2 separate regions of the Homo sapiens genome follow, and region 2 is linked to region 1. The links are chromatin loops, found by intact Hi-C in ENCODE. Cell type or tissue: PC-3. All regions are shown on one strand. Links, peaks and the distances in the headings refer to the core of each region. The heading gives the core; the rest is flanking DNA. Region 1 overlaps FOXP1 (forkhead box P1). Region 2 overlaps FOXP1 (forkhead box P1).

The links. Peaks named below come from ENCODE experiments on the same cell type or tissue, not always from the same donor. Only the 100,000 strongest peaks of a DNase experiment are listed, where the experiment ranks them.
Region 2: a loop joins it to region 1, with 7 times the contacts of the local background. A loop is called at or near these places in 3 of 110 quality-filtered maps.

Annotation. Positions count from the first base shown.
Region 1 is chr3:70,978,294-70,987,945 of GRCh38, reverse strand. All of the region lies in intron 14 of FOXP1 (forkhead box P1), which reads left to right. Among named protein-coding and RNA genes, the nearest start is that of FOXP1-AS1, 310 kb to the left of the region's middle. RefSeq lists an enhancer at 1,667-2,708. In PC-3, for the core only: no CTCF peak of the experiment used is centred there; a DNase peak (open chromatin) is centred at 4,955; H3K4me3 peaks cover 1,566 bases; H3K27ac peaks cover 2,979 bases.
Region 2 is chr3:71,042,574-71,054,852 of GRCh38, reverse strand. FOXP1 (forkhead box P1) reads left to right here. Exons shown (of 21, transcript NM_001349338.3): 8 at 1,080-1,217; 9 at 2,227-2,316; 10 at 7,758-7,911. Among named protein-coding and RNA genes, the nearest start is that of FOXP1-AS1, 240 kb to the left of the region's middle. RefSeq lists enhancers at 3,412-3,975, 3,153-4,847. In PC-3, for the core only: no CTCF peak of the experiment used is centred there; DNase peaks (open chromatin) are centred at 2,372, 4,522 and 5,812; H3K4me3 peaks cover 1,202 bases; H3K27ac peaks cover 5,126 bases.

The DNA.
Region 1 (9,652 bases), core at 1-8,000:
CCTTTTCTACTTCCCCACCCCAAATGGAGGAAGGAGGACCAGCCTACTTTGGTGGAGCTTTGAGTTTTGAGGGCCTTAGATTCATGCGACTGTTTCTGGTTATCCTTTATGATGAAGGTCATATGCTAGGCATTTGGGGAGATACAGGATGATTCAGATATGGTCCTTGCCCATAAGACTCAAGCACCCAGCTCTTCTTTAAAGGCAGAATGATTGGTGCCCAAGCAAGGTACTGAAATACATTATGAGAGCTCCCTGGAAAAAGAAAATCTTTCTGAATGGTAGGAACGCAGAGAAGACAGCTAAACCATGACAGCAAAGCAAAGAGGCATTTCAGCTCGGGTAAGCTGAGAGACAGTGGTGTGTAGGAAAAAGAGCAGGGAGTAGTAGTCCAGTCTAACTCTTAACAGAGGAAAGACATAGGAAACCTAGTGTTGGAATAGTCAGAGGCTAAATTATGGAGAGGCTCTAATGGTTACTAAGGAGTTTGAAATGAAAATTATTCCTTCACAGTTAGGAGACCAAACACAGTATACTGAAATTACATTTAATTTGTAAGAATCTCCTCTTTCTTGCCTTATTCCCTTTTACTGGACCTTGAAGGGTGTCATCCCAGCACAGGCTGTTAATACCGAAGCAGAAGGATCGTGTCTGAACCTAAAAGTTTGTCTTGGACCTCCTTCCTTGTAATAAATCGATCTCTTTAACGGTCATATTCCTCTTACGTTTCTAAAATTCTCCTAGTAGCTTTAACTGATTATTCAAAATGGAGACAGTGCTTTGCTTCTTGATTTTAAGATTTGTAAAATTTAAAGGTACACTGCCTTTATTTGATTTTGCTTGGAGTCACTGTGTGAAAATTAATTGAGCGTTGACAATCTATAGTTAGTACCAGCGATTTTAATCAATATGCAATGATGCAGCGTAATGGCAAAGTATTGGTTTATCTGTTTTGACTGATTTTTTTCTATAAATAAAGCAAACATACACCCATATATGTATGATTTATGGTGATAGAAATAAAACGGAGTCAGACTATTAACCCAGCAAATATGGTAGCCTGCCAAGATGCAGTTGGCAGGCAAAATTAATGTCTGAAACAGAACACATTACTGAGATAAAGGACATAAAATTATTAAACACTTCGTGCATCCATTTTTACCAGGAAGGAGTCCTTAGTTTCCGTGTATTATTTTACAGTAAATGGCTATAGGACTAGATGTGTAGGCTACCAAAAAGAAAGGAAAAAAAAGAACCAGGTCATTCACTGTTGTGGCATCAGTAGTCAGCTGTGCTATTTCTAGCAACCCCTCCTTCTAGAACCCAGCTAAGCAAAATGGTGAGCCTCTGAGACAACTTGGCTGAAGTCATCTCGAAGAAGCATAGCCAATTGCACAGGGCATTCACTGCCTTGGAACTTTTTGAAAGTCTTCAGATGGCTTTAGTGAAATGGTTTTCCCAGATTGAAGGGTTCAAATCTTTGCACCTAGCAGCAAGCGAGAGAATGAGATTATCTCTGTCTTCCTCCACGGATTAAAAACAGTGATAGGATAATGGTTGGACCCAGCACTGTAGGCCTGGATCTTGGGGCTTCTTGGGAAGAGGAAGGATACAATTAAAGATAAGGAACTACAAAACCCCGTAGGGCGCTTGGCGAGTGACCGGGCTGGGTGTTGGCAGAGAGCACCATGTGTGTAAGCCCCTGTGGGCCACAAAAGGACCATTGGGATTCTTCACGTGGACCAGTGTTAAGCAGCTGGTAAACAGGGAAAAGCATGGGGGGAAGTGAACAGGGATGGAAGGTTTGTCTTGATTAGTATTAAAAAAAAATGTTTTACTTTCTAGAAAATTGTAACTTTGAAGGGGACCTCCTACTAAATTTATTTTTAACTGCTCTATTGAAAATTCTCTACCACTAGTCAACATTATCTCTTAGTAGCTCAGCACAGTATTTCTTTATTAGAAGAAATCGGCACGAATATTTTTGACTGAAAAATTAATAGCTTTTGAATTCATACACAGCAGGTTTTCTTTTGCAAAGAAGTCCAATATCGCTGCACAGCACTTCTATAACCATTTATTTAGAGTCCAAGTCAAACCTTTGACAGCTAGAGCAGCGCTACAAGCCAATATAAAGAACTCCAAGATGTAAACCAACAATAGGCCGTCTGTGTGAGGTTTGCCATTGTCAAATACATAGATTGTTTGGATTAGTTTATGTAAATGTACTGTTGTATTACCCTTTGAAAAAAAAAAAGATCACATTTGTGTATGAAAAGTGGTTCCCTTCACAGGCAGCATTATAAATTCCTTATCCTTTAACTTACATGTAAGAAGTAAAAATTGGTGCCTGACAAGCAGATATTGTGTGACACTCTGTTGTCGGAGTGAACCTGCCTTCTTTTCATTTATTGGAAAATAGAAAATTTTATTAAAGATACCATCTTATAAATCAGGAATTATTAAAATATGTATAGGTGAGGCATTGGGAAATTAATTATAAAAGGTAGACGTGTAATGTTTTGCATAAATTTTCACTTCTTTGCCAAAAAGAAAAAAAAAAGGGCACACACATACAGCAAACCCTTGATGCTTTCAACTTTAAGGGCCCAGAGCTATCTGGTGACTGATTCTCATGTGCAAAATATTCCCTGCAGTCTGTAATTAATTTATTCCGCCCTAAATAATAGAATGCATGGCGTTTGTTTGAATGAGTATCCTTCTAGAATCTTTAATTTGAAACAGGCAGTCACCAGGATTCAAATCTAACCATAGATGGGGACTTTCATGTTACAACCTTGCCAGTAAGTTCATGAAGCTTTTTCTTTTTTCCATTTCTGTGTAGAAGAAACCTCGTGTTTATTTTAAAATTCTTAGTCACTAAGTGATAGAATGCTTTGCTGTAAATGTTGCTTTTCACTAAATGCCATTTGGGTGTTAAGTGTCATTTGCTGTATCCAATCATCCAACCAGTCCTCATTTCATTGCATCAAAGAAACTGCTAAAACGTTCTTAGATTGTTTTTACATCAGCTCATAGACGCATTTTCTGGATCTTATTGTGGGACTCATCAGATTTGGATAGTTAGAGGATACGCTCATCTCGGGAAGGTGCCCAAGTTTTTGGACATGGATCTGAGGAAGAAAGCTTATGGGTGAACTGGGGCAGGAGCTCACGGGCTTCCCATCCCTCAGACTCCTTCGACGGCCTTTCTTCCTGCTTGCTATCACATCTCTTTAAACCTAAGTAAAATCTTCCTTTCAGAACAAAACCAAAGACTCAAGGTGCAGGTTGGTTATGGAAAGGGAATTTCTGCATTTAAAATCAAACTATTCCATCAACAAATATTTCTTGAGCATGTGACATACGTGACAAGTAGTCAGTCACATGAGCAAGGCCCATCCCTGCCATGGAGGTGTTCAGAGTCTGGTAAAAGAAATAACAGATAAACTACATACATACTCACACAGTCTCACTTTCCGTGAATTGCACTACCTGTAAGTAGAACAGCTGACCCAGAATGGTAAAGTCAGGGGAGATTGCTGGGAGAAATGATGTCTAAGCTGAAACCTACAAGATGAGCAGGAAGAAATGGTAAGAGGTCAGCCTTGTGAACCTTTCCTTAGGTTAAGAGTGGGTGCCCAGATCGGTCCCTCTGATTGGTGAGTATCAGTGTAGAGGAAGAAAAGGAATAGCCAACATCAGTTAAGACAAGCTTTTCAAACTTTTAATTTTATAAAGACTGGACCCTGCGTGGACGTATGTAGTATGTGTAAGTTGACCAGAGCAGCCCTAAGCTCTAGCTCTCAGGTACATAGAGCCGAAAAGCAGTTCTTACATTTAGAATGGCCACATTTCTTGTTATTTTAAAAGATTCTATTCTTTTCTATGGAAAGAAAAGCAAAAACAAACAATAGTAAACTGCCCTAATGAAAATGATTGATATTCTTTTGTTCCAGACTCAGTAAACATTCTCAAAGTAAACACCCAAATGTCTTGCTTGGAGGTTAATTTCTCCGTGCTTACTCTGTGGAGAATTTGCCAAGATACTTCATTTGGGGGAGGGAGTGAAAAACTAAGAGGACAAAACAAAAACAAAAAGAAACATGTCTGTGATATGATGACTTTATTAAATTACTACGGATTTCTTAAAAAGACTTTTCACACTCTGTCATTATGTCAGGAAAACACTGTAAATCGTATTTTATAATACTGAGTACATGAGAAGAACGCTTTGCTTTAGGGTATTCCTGCACATCAGAGAACAACTTCTGCTCCTGGAGAAACCACATTCTTTTAGATTTGGTGGGCACGTAATTACAGTGTAGGTGGTATATTCTTCTTGACGAAAATCTTATAAAGCACTTACAGGAACTTGGATATTTGTAATGAAATATAGTATTAGATTTTCATTTTTATACATTTTCTTTTCCTCTAACCATAGCCATTAGGACTGTTTTGAAAGAGTTTTTAGCTCCTATAAAAACAAAGTGCCCCCCCGAAAAGAAAGGGTCTTTTAACTCTTCAAGGATCATTTGGGCTGCCTGGGTCCTTGCTTTAGAGTTGGAGAAATAATATTAAGCAGTCATAAAAAGGGATTCTTAGGCACAATACACAAAAGCTGTTTTATATACTGTTTTTCATTAAGTGCCCCACCCCCACCAACCTTTCAACTAGAATTTTTTTGTTTTTGCTTTTAGTATCCCTGCCAGTACCACCACCTTCTAAGTAAGTCATAACCTTCCACGAGTTCGCTTCTCTAAAACAGGGCCAGGCTGAGATGGTAAAGGAAAGGAAAGGAAAGGCTTGTAACAAAGGCTGCCACCCATTGTCCTGCCCTCCGCACGGCCTGGTAACGTCCCTCCAGCCTCAGAAAGGCCGTCTCTGAACTCAGTGATTCATGCCCAGAAATGACACTGCCATGCAGTTAAAGCAGGACTTGAGCTGGCTCAGGCCAGTAAAACAAGAGCAGAAAAACAAGTTCTGTGAGCCCGAAAGTCCCTACTACGCAGTTGTGTCCCTTGGTGTTTGGGTTTCAGGTTTGTCTTTTGTTCTCAGAATCTGTTTTCATGTGAGGCAAGAGCACAAACAAAAATAAAAATGAGTTCTTATGGGAATACTTACAAGTCTGTTTCTGTCAGGGGTTTACATCAGCAGTTTATTTTTTTAATGTGAGTGACTCATCATCTTTAAACAGGAGGGGAGATTACTGTTAAAAACTAAAGAAAGATTAATTAATTAAAAAAAAAAAGGGACTAAGCAGAATAGTGGGTAGCCAACCAAGTTTGAATAGTTTCGATGGCTAAAAGAAAAGCTGATGCCTGAGAGTACAAATAAATTTAAAAAATAAAACCCTACAGCAATTTTAAATGACATAAGAATTTAACTTTTGGCCAGAGTTTCAAAGAGATTATCTTTGCTGAAATCATCACATGATGGAAACTTGCCATGTAGAAAATATCAGAGTTACTGACTTTTCTAAACATAGCAACTTCTTTTAAATAGAAAAGGAACACAATAAGAAAAATAGGCTTTCCATCAGGAAAAGAAACCCTCCCAGTCCATTCCCTTCCTGCCCCATGCCCCAGAAAAAATTATCTTTTAAAACCTGAACTGCAATCAGAAACACAAAGCACATATGCTTTCATTTCTAATTGATGATTACATTAAGATTTAATAGTTTACAATTAAGATGAATATTTCAAGATTACAGCAAAAACACACACCATTCCCCATTTGCTCTTCTGTTCTAAGTCTGTAATTAATTTTTTTTGGGGGGGCACTCTTTTTTCAAAGAGGCCTTAATTAAGAGAGCAGGTTTGGTTTGAACACAGAGCCTGCTTTGAGTCTTTCTTCTCCATTCTTTCTCTCTCAACCTTCCCTTTCGAAGATGGTTTCTCCTCCAGACAAGCATGTGATCATCAAACAGAAGTTTAAAAGTTAAGAAACTTCTGTACCAGTTGACAAGGTTGACATTTCATTAACTTGTTGGTTCAGCCTTCAAATGATTTTGTGTGGCAAAGCACCCTGTGTTTGGAGTGTACAGCTTTTTCTTCTTCCTTCCCTCACGGGCTAGTCATGTTTAATTTGGAATCTGGGCTCCTTTGGCAAATTAGCAATTAGAACAATTTTGTGGGAATATGTATATGTGTCATTAGTTTTCCTGCAAATTAATAGCAAGGGCAGAGGTCAGGCAGAAATTTTCCACTTGACTGCAGCTCCTCTATTGAGACTTGGCACTTGGTTTTGGAATGGCCACAGCTGCTCTCAGCCACCCTCTTCCTCTAGGAACTGTCTTTTAATTAGTTTACCTCATAGCCATCATTACAAATATTACTGCCTCCCCTCCTCGAAATAAAATTACTGTTTCTACAAAATATTCCAGTGACATCTTGCACCACTGCACATTGATGGTGGGGTCAGTCGAATGCAGCATTTAATCATTAGATCACCTCCATCCGCGTCTCCTAATTAGAGTCCTTACAATACATTTTTATCTGGTAATTAGCTGAGATTGGCTGCTTCCTCTGTGGCTTATTAGAGACAGCCCAGCAGTGGGTGTGAATCACGGTGTCATTTGTCAAGCCTGGTAAGCCCCCTCTCTGCTCTCTTCTGGCTCAGTATTTATTCCCACTTGCTAATGTTCAAAAGCCTCCAGAAAATTCTACCTTCATCTCTTCCTTTGTGGATTGTGCTAACTTGGAGGGATTTTATTTTTCGCTGTTGCTTTTTTTTTTTTTTTTTTTTTTTTTTTGGTAGAAAGAGTCCTAGTGGTGCGATCTTGGTAATAGCTACAAGGCTCACATCCTTTCGGCATTTTGATGACATTTTACTGTGGGATTTGTCTATTCTTCGTAGCTGTGAACACCCAAAAAGATGGGCTTGCACTTGCTGAATGAGTTTTGATTTCTGACAATGAAACTGGAACTCAGTTAACTTGGTGATCTTCCTCCCAAAACTGAAAGGGAGCAGGCATGAAGGACATTTGTGTTTGTAATTTTCATTGCATCTTTCAGAAAGCCACAGTGTTTAGGGAAAAGTTCTTAAACTGAAAAGAGAAGCCGAGAAGTATAGTCAGTCCTCAGAACTGCTTTGTGGTTACTGTGTACCTTTGCCCTTTGACTGACGTATGTGTTTGATGGTAAGCGCTTCAAGGGCAGCAATTAGCTGTTTTCTTCCTGTTTTTGTCATTGTAGGAGTAACTGCCTTATATTTGCTCAGTTACACGTGTTGATTGTCATGCATAAGCAGGGATAAAATGCTCTGCACGGAATCTTTTCCAAAAATGAGCATACAGAAAAATGAAACTGGTTAGTGTTCATTTTTGCTATTAACTAGGCATAAGATGATTATACAAAGGATCTAGAATCATACAAGTGTGTGGTTTGACCTTGGGTCTGGGTTGGGAATATGGGCAAATTATTTAATCTCTCCAAGCCTCAGTTTGCTTATCTGTAAAGTATGAGTAATAACATCTCAGATATTAGTGGTGGTATGAGAATTGAAGGAGACCACACAGTGGCAGGTGGTTTTAAAACATGATTTTTACAAATGTTACCCATGACTTTCCAAAGCGCTCTGAGATTCTTAGGCTTAGCAGCGTCTGAATTATAAAAGCTGTATATTTATGAGCATTAGCCTTTCATGCACTAATTTCCTTGACCCTTTGCTTGGGCTGATGCTTATACATACTGTTCCTGGACTTGGTCAGTGATTAAGGCCCGAGGTGAAGAAGAGGTCAGCCCCAACTCTTCCCCCCTTGGCTTCTCAGCTCTGCCCCATCCTGCGGCTGCTACTCTGAACTGTTCACACTTAGTTTGCAAATGTGTGTCAGAAAGCCAGGTTTCCAACATTATAGAGAAAAACCCGCTCATGGCATCTGCTCAGCTTGCTGGGGCATTTGTAAGGGCAGTGCCATCTCCAGAGCTTGCTCTTCGCAGGCATTGTCTCTTGCTCACCGAGACAACATTCTACGCTGAAAATAAAAAGGAAAGCACAACTCAAAGCTCACAACATTCTGTTTCCAGCGCCATGTTTACATTTTTCCATTAGTATTTCTTCATGATATTTGATCTTTCTTTTCTTCAGGTTCATTGCTTTTTTATGAAACTCTCCTGAAACATATTAGAGAGGATTCTCAGGCCCCCCTCCCTTTTTTTTTTTTTTTAACTAGAGTGTGAGTAAAGGTCGAGTCTTCCCAACATATTGGAACTCTCTTTTAATAAGTTCTTTGATTATGATCTCAGAGGAATCTCATTTTTAATACCTTCCACAAATACTGCCTTGTACTTAAGACTGACTATAGCAATGGTGAATTAGACTTGGTGAAATAGACTTACTATGGTAAGTGATTTGAAATCTGGTTTGAGAAAATATTACCAAGTAAGCCTACTTTGCTGAAGTTTATTGGATTTTAGGGTGGGTCTGTGTATCTGAGACAGCACATAAACAGTAATACATACGCTGAAAACAACCAAATTCTTCAGCATTGCCAGACGTAAAATAATATTTCTGTTGCAACAAATTTTGGGGAAGGGTTATGCCTTTTAGTATTTGTAAGAACAGTACTTTAAGGTGAAGATAAGAAAGATAAATTGAAACAGTGCTCATTAATTTATTTTTTTCTTTTTTTTTTTTTTTTTTTTTTTTTTTTTTTTTTTTTTTTTGAGGTAGAGTCTCACTCTATCACCCAGGCTGGAATGCAGTGGTGATCTCAGCTCACTGCAACCTCTGCCTCCCAGACTCAAGCTATCTTCCCACCTCAGCCTCCTAGGTAGCTGGGACTACAGGCATGTGCCACCACACATGGCTAATTTGTGTGTGTGTGTATGTGTGTGCGTTAATGGAGACAGAGTTTCACCATGTTGTCCAGCCTGGTTTCAAACTCCTGGCCTCAAGAGATCCTCCCACCTCAGCCTCCCAAGGTGCTGGGATTACAGGTGTGAGCCACCATGCCCGGCCTATTTTATTCTCTTCTACTTCAAATAAGTAATATTCATTTCCTAACTTGAAGCAGATTATTTCCCATTTTATAGAACATTCAAAACTTGAAGGAAAAAAATCAAAAACCTCAGTTGCAGATCTCCCGTATTCTGTAAAAGAATGTCACAATAAAAAAAATTAACAGATCCCAAGCCTGTATTTGATAGATTTAATAAAGGTTATTCATAATGCTGTTAAGGATTATTTTCTGCCAACTGATTGATTGATTGATAGAAACAAATGACAGCTGGTGGGGTCAGGCCCATTGTGTTTAATATGAGTAATAAATAGGCCACACATATTTGCAGGAGTTCTCGTCATCCACGAAGCTGCATGAGGGAGCTCAGTAGGCTCTTCCTGGGCTGTCTAGTATGGTAGCTACTAGCCACATGGGGCTCTTTCCATTTACATTTATTAAAGTTTAATTTTAATAAAAATCAAGTAAAAACAGCTCTTTGGTTGTGCTAGCATATTGCAGAAATTCTGCTGGACACTTCTTCAGATCTACACCAGCGTATCCCAACTGGTGTCACCTAAAATACTCAGCTTCACTGGTATTGCTAAGGACTTCTCTCCCTCTTTGAGGTTGACAAGGCCTGATGGGCGATCAAAGCCTATAGGTGAGACATCACAATGAAATAAATGTCTTGACTCAGGGTTTCTCACACTC
Region 2 (12,279 bases), core at 1,836-9,835, 65 kb before region 1:
TTTGATTAGAAACCAAAGAAAAGTAAGATGCTTAAATATTACGGTTAGAAGACATACAGGTTTTGTCTTTTCTTTCATTGTTTTTTCTTTCCTTATCTTTTTATTTGGGGCGGGGGGTGATTTTTCATGAAATAGTCTTCTTGCATTACGGGGACTGACAAAATGGGTCTCATGTAGTCTGCAAATTAAACACAAGTGCAGTGATTATTTTGAATAGCTAAATTACATTCTAGAAAGCTTGCAGAATTCATAGCATTGTCATTAGGTATCCGCTTGAATACAATTTGTGTAACCTTGGCCAAGACAGCCTGTCATTTTAATGTCAGTGTTTTATCTGAACAAGACATCATCCTTTCAGATACAGTGTGCAGGTTCCTTGCAAAGATGCCCGTGCAGAAACGTGTTAACAGTTGCAAATATGAAATGCTATCAAGTTCATCACTGTAGCTGTTTGTCACTGAAATGTCATGGAAAGCGGGTTTTAATGGTATTGCACATAATATGAAAGAATTGAGACATCTGTGTGCTGGGTGAATAAGGAAGAGTAAAAGGCATCATGCGAAGGGTCTGTGTTTAAGTTCGGAAGGTGTGTCCAAGGTTCCCTTCCCAGCAAGTATAAGCATTGATTGGTTGTTCTTAAAATCACTGTCCACAGAGCAAGTGTGCTCATATGGGCTCCACCTGCAAAGGTGCTGGTTACCATTTGTCTTCTCTCAAACAAAATTCAAGTCTGGGTTAACTTCCCACAGATGGTTTTGACCAAAAACTCACTCTCAATAAGCAATTGAGAACTGTCGTATCTTAACTCCAGTTAGCATTTATTAAGTTTGTCCTTTTTGTGTGCTTGCAAGGCTGCCTGGAACCCCCATCAGTACTGCAAGATTTTACTTTTCTTTCTTTAAAATAAACTCCATGATAGATTAAATAGGATCTGTTGCTGCATCCCCTCTGGATAAATACATGTTGCATGGGAAATTGGTCAACTCTTTAAGCAGGCTGATGGCAGTCAGCTGCTGAACCTGGGAGGCTGCGTGCTTCTGATTTCCTGGCTTCCTATTTATCCTTCATTAACATTCTAGGTTCCCGTGTCAGTGGCTATGATGACACCTCAAGTTATCACTCCCCAGCAAATGCAGCAGATCCTCCAGCAACAAGTGCTGAGCCCTCAGCAGCTCCAGGTTCTCCTCCAGCAGCAGCAGGCCCTCATGCTTCAACAGGTAATTGTCCTTCCTCCACCTCCAGCCTGTCTCCCCCAGAACCCAGGGGCCCCCATCACTCCATTCGCAATCTCCCCTCCACCAGAGCAGCTCCTTTGCTCAGTGAAGAGTAAAGCAGCGTGGGTGGGGCAGGACACAGACCACTCCCTGAATAATCGATGTGCTTTTGCATGCCCAAAAGAGAGGAGCCCTGCCATGGTGACTAGTGTTTGGGCCTGGAGAGTACCCGATGGACTGAGATCAGGGCTGTAATTGGACTTGGTAGCAGTAAGATCTTTTAGGTTTACATGGCTCCTAAATGGTGTGAATCAAAGCAAAATGAGGAGCACGTTGGGAGTGGTTTAAATATGACAGCTCTTGATGTCCCCATTTCGACTCAGAAGCTTACAGATTTTTTTTCTTTAAACATAAAGAAGCATTCTAGAATTTGCTAATTTTAAGGTCCAGAGTTGATTTTACTTCTTCCACATACGATGTTGCTGAAATGAACTTCTGGTTGTCATTGCACTATGGGGACCTAATATTCAGACTTCACAGCCACCTGAACCAAATAGATGAGATTCGGAACTACAGCGTTGGGAGTCACTGGCCTGGGGTGGTGGGGACAGGATGCAGCGGAAGCTCCCAGGCTGTCCATGCACACACTGAATAACACTGCATAGTGCCCAGCCCTGTCATTTAGAAAGCATGCAGAAGAGATTCACCAGACTCTCTCAGCAAGGGCATTTCAGCTTTGTTGTACAATCAAAGGTCATTCTTTGCCTTATTTTAATTAGTTTGTGTAGAAAATGGTATGTTTTTCATCAGTTCATTTTGGAGATTACTTTTCAAACAATAATGCCAAGAATAGTCAGTGTGCGCTGAATTTATTGTCGAGTTTCAAACTAAAGGTCAGGCCATTACAGATAAAAGGATGCTATTTTTCAAATCACAGTTTGTGTATGGCACCAAAAGGGACAGTGGATTGGCGCTACCCTCTGTTACTTACCGTCCTCTCTTTCCTTTGTAGCAGCAGCTTCAAGAGTTTTATAAAAAACAACAGGAACAGTTGCAGCTTCAACTTTTACAACAACAACATGCTGGAAAACAGCCTAAAGAGGTACCGACAATACATATTTTACTTTCAAACCACAGATCCCAGAGGACTATCTAGTGGCTATTAAACTGTCATTCATCTTTTAAATGATTGCACAACTGAGCTGACTCTATCGGTTCTCAGCTTTCAGACTGAGAATTATTGTCCTGTTTTCACTCAGATTTTTCTGGGTTCCATTTGCTTGCTGCCACATATTTTATAACACCACTGCACGTGTACCTGTGTGAGGAGCAGGAGAGGCATCGTTGACAGAGTCTTCAGGTTACTTTTTGCAACCTGGTAACAACTGAGGGCCAGGATGGAGCTGGGAGAAGTGAAGTGCTTTCAGGAAAATTTTACTTGGATGCACACTTAATTTTTTTTTTTTTTCCCCAGCTCACAGAGCTTGGGTGTGTGGTGATGGCCTTTTCCATTGGAAGAATAACCCCTTGTGAGGTTGGATAAACAAACAAAAATGTTAGAACAAGATTAAACATCCACATCTTTTGTTTAACTTCTTCCTGCAAGTTGTACATAATGTAATTGCTAAAGGCATGTGCCAGAGAGCATGAGTTGAAGTTAGAGAAGACTCCAGCTTGGGTTGTGTTTTCTTGGGCAGGGTGGAGAAAAGTATATCATAATAGCTTCTATATGCACCACGCTTGGTAGTGTCCATAACTTATCACATTATGCCACACCATGAAGGTTGACAGCATTCGTCCCATAAATGATAAGGCCTTTCTTTCCAGGGAGTTACCAGTTCACCTTCTATTCAGTTCTGCGTGGGTGAGACTCAGTTGTGGGAGTATCCGTGTGCATGTGTGCGTTATTATGACATCTTTCTACCCATTCCAGAGTTATCCAATTTAACTTGCCTCCTCATATTTTTACAGTGGACTGAAAATTCTTTTTGTTTAAGTGTTCTCCTTGGGATGACACAATTTATAATTCTATATACAGCACCTCATCCACTTTAACAGCTTCTTCACCAGCCCTAAGCAGGTGGCCACTTTTGTTCTTTTGCAGGGAGTCTTACCAGGTGACTCGACGTCCCTGTCCCTCACCTAAGTGAGGATGCTGGGCTGTGCTAATTTTACACCCTGGGAGTGACCCAGACATTCTCCCTTTGCTGCCTCCTCCCTTGACACAAATTGGGGACGTTTTCCATGTCCTGCCAAGTTTTCACCCTGGAGTCCTGTTGAGCAGCCGGATGTAAACCCCTGCAGAGTAGGGGCAGTTTTGGGGTGAAGGGGAGGAGGTGTTTTAATGAAAATGCTGACACAACCTTAAGTACAGTGGCGCTCTACCGGGTGCTGCTATAATAAAAAAGGGAACAGATTAAAAAGTGTCTAAAATGTAAATCTAAAGGACTAACAGTAATTAAAATGGAAATGGCACAGGGAGGGAAGGCATGTAATTGTGAGATATCACTGTGCAGAAGGCTCTCAGCTTTGTTTTGCTGGCTGTTTTTCTAATTCAGCAGGGCTTACTCATCAGTGGCAGTTCAATGCGCGTTAATGACTCTGGGATTGCAGGCATCACTCTGGACAAAGAAATGATTATTGTGCGGTCAAAAGAAGTTCAAAGACAAGAAGGGAATTTCAGTTTTTTCCTTAGAGATCCACATTCAAGAGCATATAAATTAAGCCAAATGTTAAAAACCACAGTCTGAAAGCTGACTTCAAAGTCACAACTCTCTAATTAATGAACTGCGAGCTTCAGTTTGGACAAGTTGTGGTTTGATGCGCCCATAAATCAACATGACAGGCCTGTTTCACAGTCTCAGACAGTGCTTGTCATTGAGTCACATCAGATGTAAACACAGCAGAAAAAAGAAGGGGTATGAAGGAGGTGCAATTGATCAACAGAATTGGTAAAAACCCACTTTTGAAGCACATTATGCATGATCACAGGAAATGGTTACAGCCTCAAGAGGTTTCCCCTTCTGCTGTTGCTTTTTTGAATCAGATTGCTAACAGCCTTCAAAAGGGAGAATAAGAATTATGGAGTTTCTCCCCTGTGGCTTGCAGGCAATAACCCCCTGTTGTTATTTTGTGCTTCTTTCTTTTCAAAGGCATCAAAATTTAGTTTTTTAAAGATCTTTAACTCTATATTTGAAGACAAACAAAAAAGGGCTGCCACTGTCATTCTTATCAGTTACCAGGGATTGCGTTTTTCCTTTCTGTTGCCACTTCTTATTAACCTCTTATTTGGTCTGTGAGACATAGTTTGGAATGCACGTCTGCATGCTGGGAGAACATGAAAGTTCAGATGAGCTCAGAGGGCACATAAAGAAATGGGAAGGGGAAAGTTACACAGCAGAAAGAAGGATAAAAGTTACCTCTCCCAAATTGCTGTTGTCAGAAAGGAAAGCATCTCAGAGCACAAAGATGATAGTGGTCCCTGAGTTTGGGAAGGGAGTGGCAGGGGGTGGGGAGTGTAGGGGAGAAGGAGAACACTTTGTGTCTAAACAAGGAGAAAGCAAGACATTGTAGGAACATTCTTGCATCTCCAGGTCGCTAGGTTTGCTGTGGTCCATGCTTTGTCATCCACTTCCCAGGCAAAGGTGACCCAGGAGATAGGTTGCTTTGAATATCCTTTGAGGTAGGCAGACCAGTGGATGGGTCTCCTTGGATTCATGGTGCCAGTGGATTTGTCTGAGACCCAGGGTAACAATGCTTAGGAGATCTGTAGTTTCCTGAGGTAGGGACCAGTCTCCTGGAATTATCATGCAGGTGGTGGTCCTTTTGTGCTAAAATGAGATGGAGTCACACGGTAGCATTTTCATGATGTGGACTGGTGGTTATGATTTTAACAAGGTTTGAACTTGGTTGTTGACAGATGGAACAAGTATGTTAATTTACTGAGTCCCCAGTCATTAGCGGCTCATAATTTTATATTGTCAGGCTCCCCCCACCCCCTTTTTTTCCTGTTTTGATTACCTCTGCAATAAGACACCTGATCTTTGGCCAGAACGATGTACCTTTGCTCTTTTTTTTTTCCTTCCCTCCTAAAGTTGCCTTGAGATGTTTCCTTGGGAAAGTTTGGCTCCATATTGGGTTGGACCAAGACAGGACCTTCCTTAAGAAGATACGTGCTCTTAGGTAGGGGAGGAAGAGAGGATGTAGGCCCAATACAGCTATTGAAGTGACTGCTCATGAATATTGGACAGAAGTGGTGAGGAAAATAGACAGCAGAATTCATTTTAAATCGAGCTACAAAAAAAGATTCCATCCTGTGCGGGTGAGGTAGGCTAAGTTGATTGTTTTAAAAGGGCCGTTTGTCCCGGGCAGTTATGACAGTTTATGTTAGGCAGTAGGGAGTAGCCGAAGAAAGGAAAACAGACCTTTGACTGCAGCTCTAGGGAGGGGATCCGAAACTCGAGGTTTATCAGGGCATTTTAGCATTTTAACACTGACTACTGACCTGCCGAGGGGACTGCACGGAGACCTTTTTTGTATGCATTCAATTGTGAGAAGTAAACAAATGGACCCGTATCCTGTGTTTGGTAACTGGGTGGGGAGCGCAGTTTGGCAACCGGTGTTGCTTTTAAATTCTTTCTTTGGACAATGGGCCTTGTATACTTTTATATCCTGGCTTTTCAAACGTAGACAGCTTTCATGAGCTTTTTCCTAGGGATGGCCACAGAGACAACAGAAAAGGCATCAGTCATTTTACATAAATACAAAATTTTTAAACATTTCATTTACAGTAAGGCAGGAAACACCCTCCCCCACCTCCAGCTGTACCCCCCCCATTATAGTCTGCTTTCAGAAAAGCTAATTCCCTGATCTTTTATTGTGTCAATGTTGTTTTTTTCTCTTCCCTTTTTTTTGTAATGTTGTGAGTTAATATCTGTTGAAGAAGTGAAAAAATCGTTTTGACATGAATATAACTATCACTGGGTTTTACATTAATGTGATAACTTGGGAAGGGGTGAAAACAATTGGATCATTTTATGCATGCTGTTCTTAAAATGAAAACACTGGCTTTTCATTTAAATTTATTTAAATTTTTGTTGTTAGTGGTATAGAATTTGTTTTTTGGAGTGAAACTCAATTAACTTTCTCAGTGGCATGGTAGTAAGTCTGAAATTGGTTGCTAATATGAGAATGATGGTTTTTACTGTAAAATAAACTACATGAAGACCGAAAGGAAACCACCATTTTTCTCTTTCTTTGAACTTTGCATCAGAAGGTCTTGATATACATACCATTTTATGGATGTATCAGATCAAGGTCATGTGTTAGGTTAAGTGAATGCAGTTGTTTGTAAAGTATAGTTATTAGCCAGAACATGTAAGCTCTGAAAGGGCTTGGATAGTCCTTTTAGTTGTAAAAGTCTCTCTGATCTTTTGAATCATACTCAGAATTAGGAACACTGATCTTGTTCTTTTCTTGAAGAAACTTTTCTTTTTTTTTTGCTACAGTTTGGGAAGGGTTAGTTTTCCTTTTATAATTGTTAGCCATAATGTGGCTAAGACCTCCACCTCGATACGATTGCTAGCAGATTAAGGATATTAGATAATTTCCTTCTATTTATTGTACTACTGCACTGTATTATCTTTCTATCACTCAGATAATTACTGAGGAAATCTACATTAATTTTTTTGGCTGAAGCAAGGCCTGCTAAACACAGGAATGATGTATTGATGTTTTACACAACAAAAGTTTTCCTCCTGTCATTGTCCAATCAACAAAAAGATATTTATCATATCGTAAAGCCCCTTCTTTTCAAGAACAAAGCAGATGGGGGAAGCAGGACAAGCCACCAGACCTGGGAGTTTCTGAGACTAAAGCCATGTTAAGGCATCTGAAGCTTAGACTGTCGTTCATGTTAAACTCACAGTCGAGTACGATGTTGTTTGCTAAATTATGAATGTGTGTAATTAAAATCTAGTGGCTGTTTCTGTGAAAGATTTACAATGTTATTTCATCGTTTGTCATGGCTAATTAACAATATTAGATGAAGTTTTTCTTCTTCAAAGGTCTGATTTTTTCTCATTTATTTATGTCAGAAGTGATAAACAGAGTAGTTAAAAGCTTCTGCCGGTGCAGGCAGGGAGGGAGGCAACTTGTTCTTTTACACCTCAAAGGTTCGGGGTTCAGACCCCTTCAGACTAGAGTGATGCAGTCTTCTCTCTAGTGTGCATAATTAAAAATTTCAAAGTCTAAAAGTTTACATCTTGATGACAAAACTCAGACCTTTCAAACTGGGGGGAAAGCTGGCTTGATGGACGAATTATGTGTTTATGGGAGCGGGCAGTAGAAAGATAACACGCTCATCTCCCCACCCCTCCTCAGAGGAGGTATGCTTTGTCCCTTTTAAACCTTGACACGGAGCCCTCCACTGAGCTCCAGTGACCATTCTCAGCATTTGATGATGATGGTGAGTTTTGAAGTGTCCATACTTTTAACCTTCCTTGGGAAGTGGCCATCTCATTTTTTCTTCCTGATTTCTTACAGCAACAGCAGGTGGCTACCCAGCAGTTGGCTTTTCAGCAGCAGCTTTTACAGATGCAGCAGTTACAGCAGCAGCACCTCCTGTCTTTGCAGCGCCAAGGCCTTCTGACAATTCAGCCCGGGCAGCCTGCCCTTCCCCTTCAACCTCTTGCTCAAGGTATGCGTTGATTTTACAGAAGGCATAGCTCTGTGAAGACTTTGGGTGGAGGTGGTGGGTTGTCTCTTGGTATATTTGTTAAGGACATTGTCCATCAAAACATGCACATAGATTCTTTTAAGAAAAGTGGAGTGGGATAATGATGGACCCATGTAGAAGGTGAAATGCTTGTTGATGCCAAAATGAAGTCTCAGGGTGGTCTGAAGGCTTAGCTGTAACAGAGCAATCCCACTGTTGGACACTCTTGGAGTAAGAGAATGAGGCGCTACTTTTCACTTACTGAGCATTTTAATGGACTCTTGCAGTGTTTCTGTTTGGAACCACAAAGGAATTTTCCTGAGGGCTTTTATTATTCATTTAAGACATTTTATACCATGTAACATGTGCTATTTTAAATCTTAGTAATGCTTTATAAATGCCATGTTTTAATATCTAGGGATAAATTCAGGTTTATTTTTCTGTAAACGATAGAAATCAACCACTTTCTCTTATAAAAAGGAAAACTTTGTTTAGTTTCCTTTTTTTTTCTTTTTGCATTCATCTGTTGATTTTTGAGCAAATTAGTTCTACACTCATCAGAACAGGTACCACTTCCATCTCCAGTTCCTCAACAACTGAGATCACATGAAAAGTAAGATTTTATACATTTAGTAAATTTCTTTTACAAAGCCCACTGACATTTTATCCCAAGGGTGATGGACATCAGAAACAAATGGGAACTCTAGGTGTTTTTAGGACATCCTCTTGGTTTAAGCAACTCTGACTTTCACATATGTAATGTGAAAGCAGATGGATTATTCAGAACTAGAAAGGAAGGTGGGAGGGAAGGAGGAAGGGATGTCAAGAGGGAGGGAGGGCGGACAGGCAGGCAGGAAGGAAAGAGAAAGTAGAAAGTGCCATGCCTGTGTTTTGAAACACAATTCCTCCATCTATGCATGGTAGGGCAGATTTGAGTTGCCTCCTCAAGGGCAGCAGTTCTTTGAACTCTAGTAGATTTGGATGTTGGTTTATATGTACCTTAAAGGCTGATAGCTAAAGCCACTGCTGTCTTGGATTCAGTTGCCTTCTAAAGAAGGTTAAAAATGTGGAAACTCCTTCGTGTTGCTTAAAGCATGGCCATTTGTTTGGTAACTTTTGGTGTCAAGTGAAGTCAGGGAAGCATGTCTGCATTTGAATCTTTTCCCTTGAGTCCACCACACCCAACTTCTGTCCCTTATGAGGCTGATTTTGTTTTTAGTATCGAGACCAGGGCTTTTTCCTCTTAACTTCTCTCTTGCCCCTCCACTCCTTTCTGCCATGACTGCTCAGCTGCTTGATACATACTCAGCATCTCCATTGTCAAAATAGAAGATGTCGTAACTGAGCAATACAAGGAGAAAAGAAAGAATATATATATGTACATCAGTTAATGCATTTTTGTGCTTGCAGAATGTCATAGCGTGTGTTAATTACACCTTTGGGTTTATTGTTGGAAATATGGCAGGCTGTTCTGACACACCTACCGGACTTGAGCTCCAACCTCTCTCATCAAGTTTGCTCACTAAGGTTCATTGTTATAGTACATCAGTTAAGCTGTCCAAAAGAGGGCAATTGGGCAGTGACAAGACAAGCTCATGTGTAATGTGAAAGAAATGAATGTGGTGATGCATGAAGTGTAATCTCTGCAGTAACATATCAGAGACACTGGTAGGTAATTCACTAGTCATGGCATTGATTGATAGGCTTAGCAGTCTGCTATAACTATTAGCCCCTGCAGCATTAGGAAGAAGCATATTTGAAATCTAAGGGGTGCCTCTGTGTGTGCCCAAGATGGCATAAATGTAAATATAAATATTTCTGGTGTCAGGTTCTTGCAGTAAAGTGAACTACCAGTGTTATTTCCATCTCTCTGAATCAGGAGGTTGGTTTTGTCCCCCCACTCCCTCACCTCAAGTGGCTAGAGAATTCAGTCATGTTGGACTAGAACACAATTTTTTTTTATCAGAGAGATGATGGCTTAAAACTGATGTCATTATGAGGTTTAAATCAACTTTCTGCTTGCTTGAACATGGTCACCTGGGTATGGATGTACAAGGACAAAAAAAGGTTGATCAACTCTGTTTGTCTTTGAGCCAGTGATACCTGGGGTTGTAAAATTGAGTTCCATGAACAGTAATCTGTCATCTGTCCCCACAACATACATTTTTTAAACCTGTGCCTGCATTTTCTTTTATAATGAAGGGGCCAGTTGTCCTGGAAAAAGAAATGTTGCAAGACTTGGGGGTTATCTGTTAAAAATACTGGTAATGCCCACTTCATAATGAAATCATCAAGATTATTTTACATACCTGTTCATGGCCTTGCCGAGTTAACCTTAAACATGTAAATGTCAAGTATAGGAATAGATAGAGAATTAATATTTTGAAGGCCTTTTTTTCCCTGAAGGTTTTATAATAGGAAATGGAGGGATATTTTGTGTTGTTTTTAAGGTTATTGTAGGGTCTTCTTTCTGTTTTACATAATTAGCCTATCTGCTTTTCACCCTGGTCTCTTTAATCATCTCATCCTCCCTAGCACCAGTAATTTCATATAGAAATATTCTTTCAGTCTTATTCTGACCTTTTAATTTTTAAAATGTAAACTCTAGGTAGCAGAAAATTACATGCTTGGCTATGTACCTGCTAATGGATTTGTTTAACTTCGTACTATTATTCTTAGTCTACCATTTTGGAAGAAATACATACTTTCTGGAAATTTGTTATCCATTTAGTCTGATGAGTGACTGGGTTACCTTTTATCTGTCTAACATGAGATCTTAGCTGTCAAATAACAACACCCTTTGGTAGGTAGCGCTCATTGAACTAACAGTTTAACATCACTAACGATATATGGCATTGATGGAGGAAAGCGATTTGACTGCTTCTGTGTTAAGTGTGATGAGAATGTTCTTAAAAGTAATTATCACATTGCAGTTTGACCCAGAAGTATCGCTGTTGTCACTTAATGAGTTACTATTTTTATTTACCATTTTTCTCTATGGATAATGGAACTGATTGCCAGCCCATTGGAATAGATGGGAGAGTAGAGTAACATTAATGCACCCTGTAGGTATAACAAGTGGTAAATACATTTGTCTTTGTCTTTATTTGCTGGATAAACAGCTTACTTTTAAAACAGCATCAAAGTTCTGCTTTTCTTCGAGAGAAAGCGGGAGTTAACACAGTTGTTAGGACCCTGTCCTAGTCTTCCCACCTCCCATGCAGCTGACCCAGAAATCATTTAGTTTGAGTTGAGAAATAGGTGGCTTGTTCTTTTCATGTGTTTACTCTCTAGAAAATAAAAATAGATGTTGACTTGTGTGGTTTTATATCAGTATGCCATCATCAACAGACAAGCCTATTAACTATTGTTTCCATTGAGTAAACAGTGGTCTGAGGGTCACCCATGTTCACAGGTAATTGTTGGTGTGCAGACAACAGTAGCGGGCCTGCTAGCTACAAACGCATCCCACCTGTCACTTCGAAAGGTGTTGGAAAATAATAGTTCAGATGCAGCAAAACCGGACATGGGGTTGTGGAGTGACCTTTCCCCTTTGTTTAATTTGCCTCTGAGGCTTAATTTCAGGGGACAAGTAATAATTGACTATGCCTAATAACTAAATGCTCATTTGGGACAAAATCCATCAAAATATAATTGGCATTTGATTTTTATGAAGGGAGAAGAAAACCGACTTGTCTGTCGAGGATGCCTCCTAAGAATATCTGACCACTTAATGTATCATTTGAAGCCTCCTTTATAATATATATTAATTGCAAATGCTTGAGCATTTGAACATTTTCGTGGAGAACCGTTAGGAGGGACCAACTGTTTTTGTTAACGCTCCTCTCAGAAAGGCGGGGAAGGTTATTGGTCTGCTGTGCAATAATTTACTCCTCTTTGATATGCAAACGATCCACGGTGAATATAAAAAAATCCTATCAGACTCATTTCACAGTTCTTAACCACTCGGATTCTCTGGAGTCCATCGCCTCATTAGACCAGTGCTCTCCAATGCTAGCATAATTAAAATCTTTAACAGTTTAGCAAAGTAAAGATGTTTGGCTGATCACGTTGAGATGATTATCTATCCATTGTATTCTAAATGACAAAAATAAATTAAATTTAGACCTTGGCATTTTTTATTATGTGTTTCAAATGAATATAATGCACACAGCCTTCTTTTTTAATTCGATACCTTAGGTTTGGTAAGAAACATGCCTGTTTCAGCTGCTGCTATATAGTCAGAAAATGGCAGGCTTTCTGGGATGGCTGTGTTACACTTGATTGAAACAATGAACTGCAATCCAGACGTCCACTTCTAATGTGGTATTGCCTTAGGATGTGCAGGGT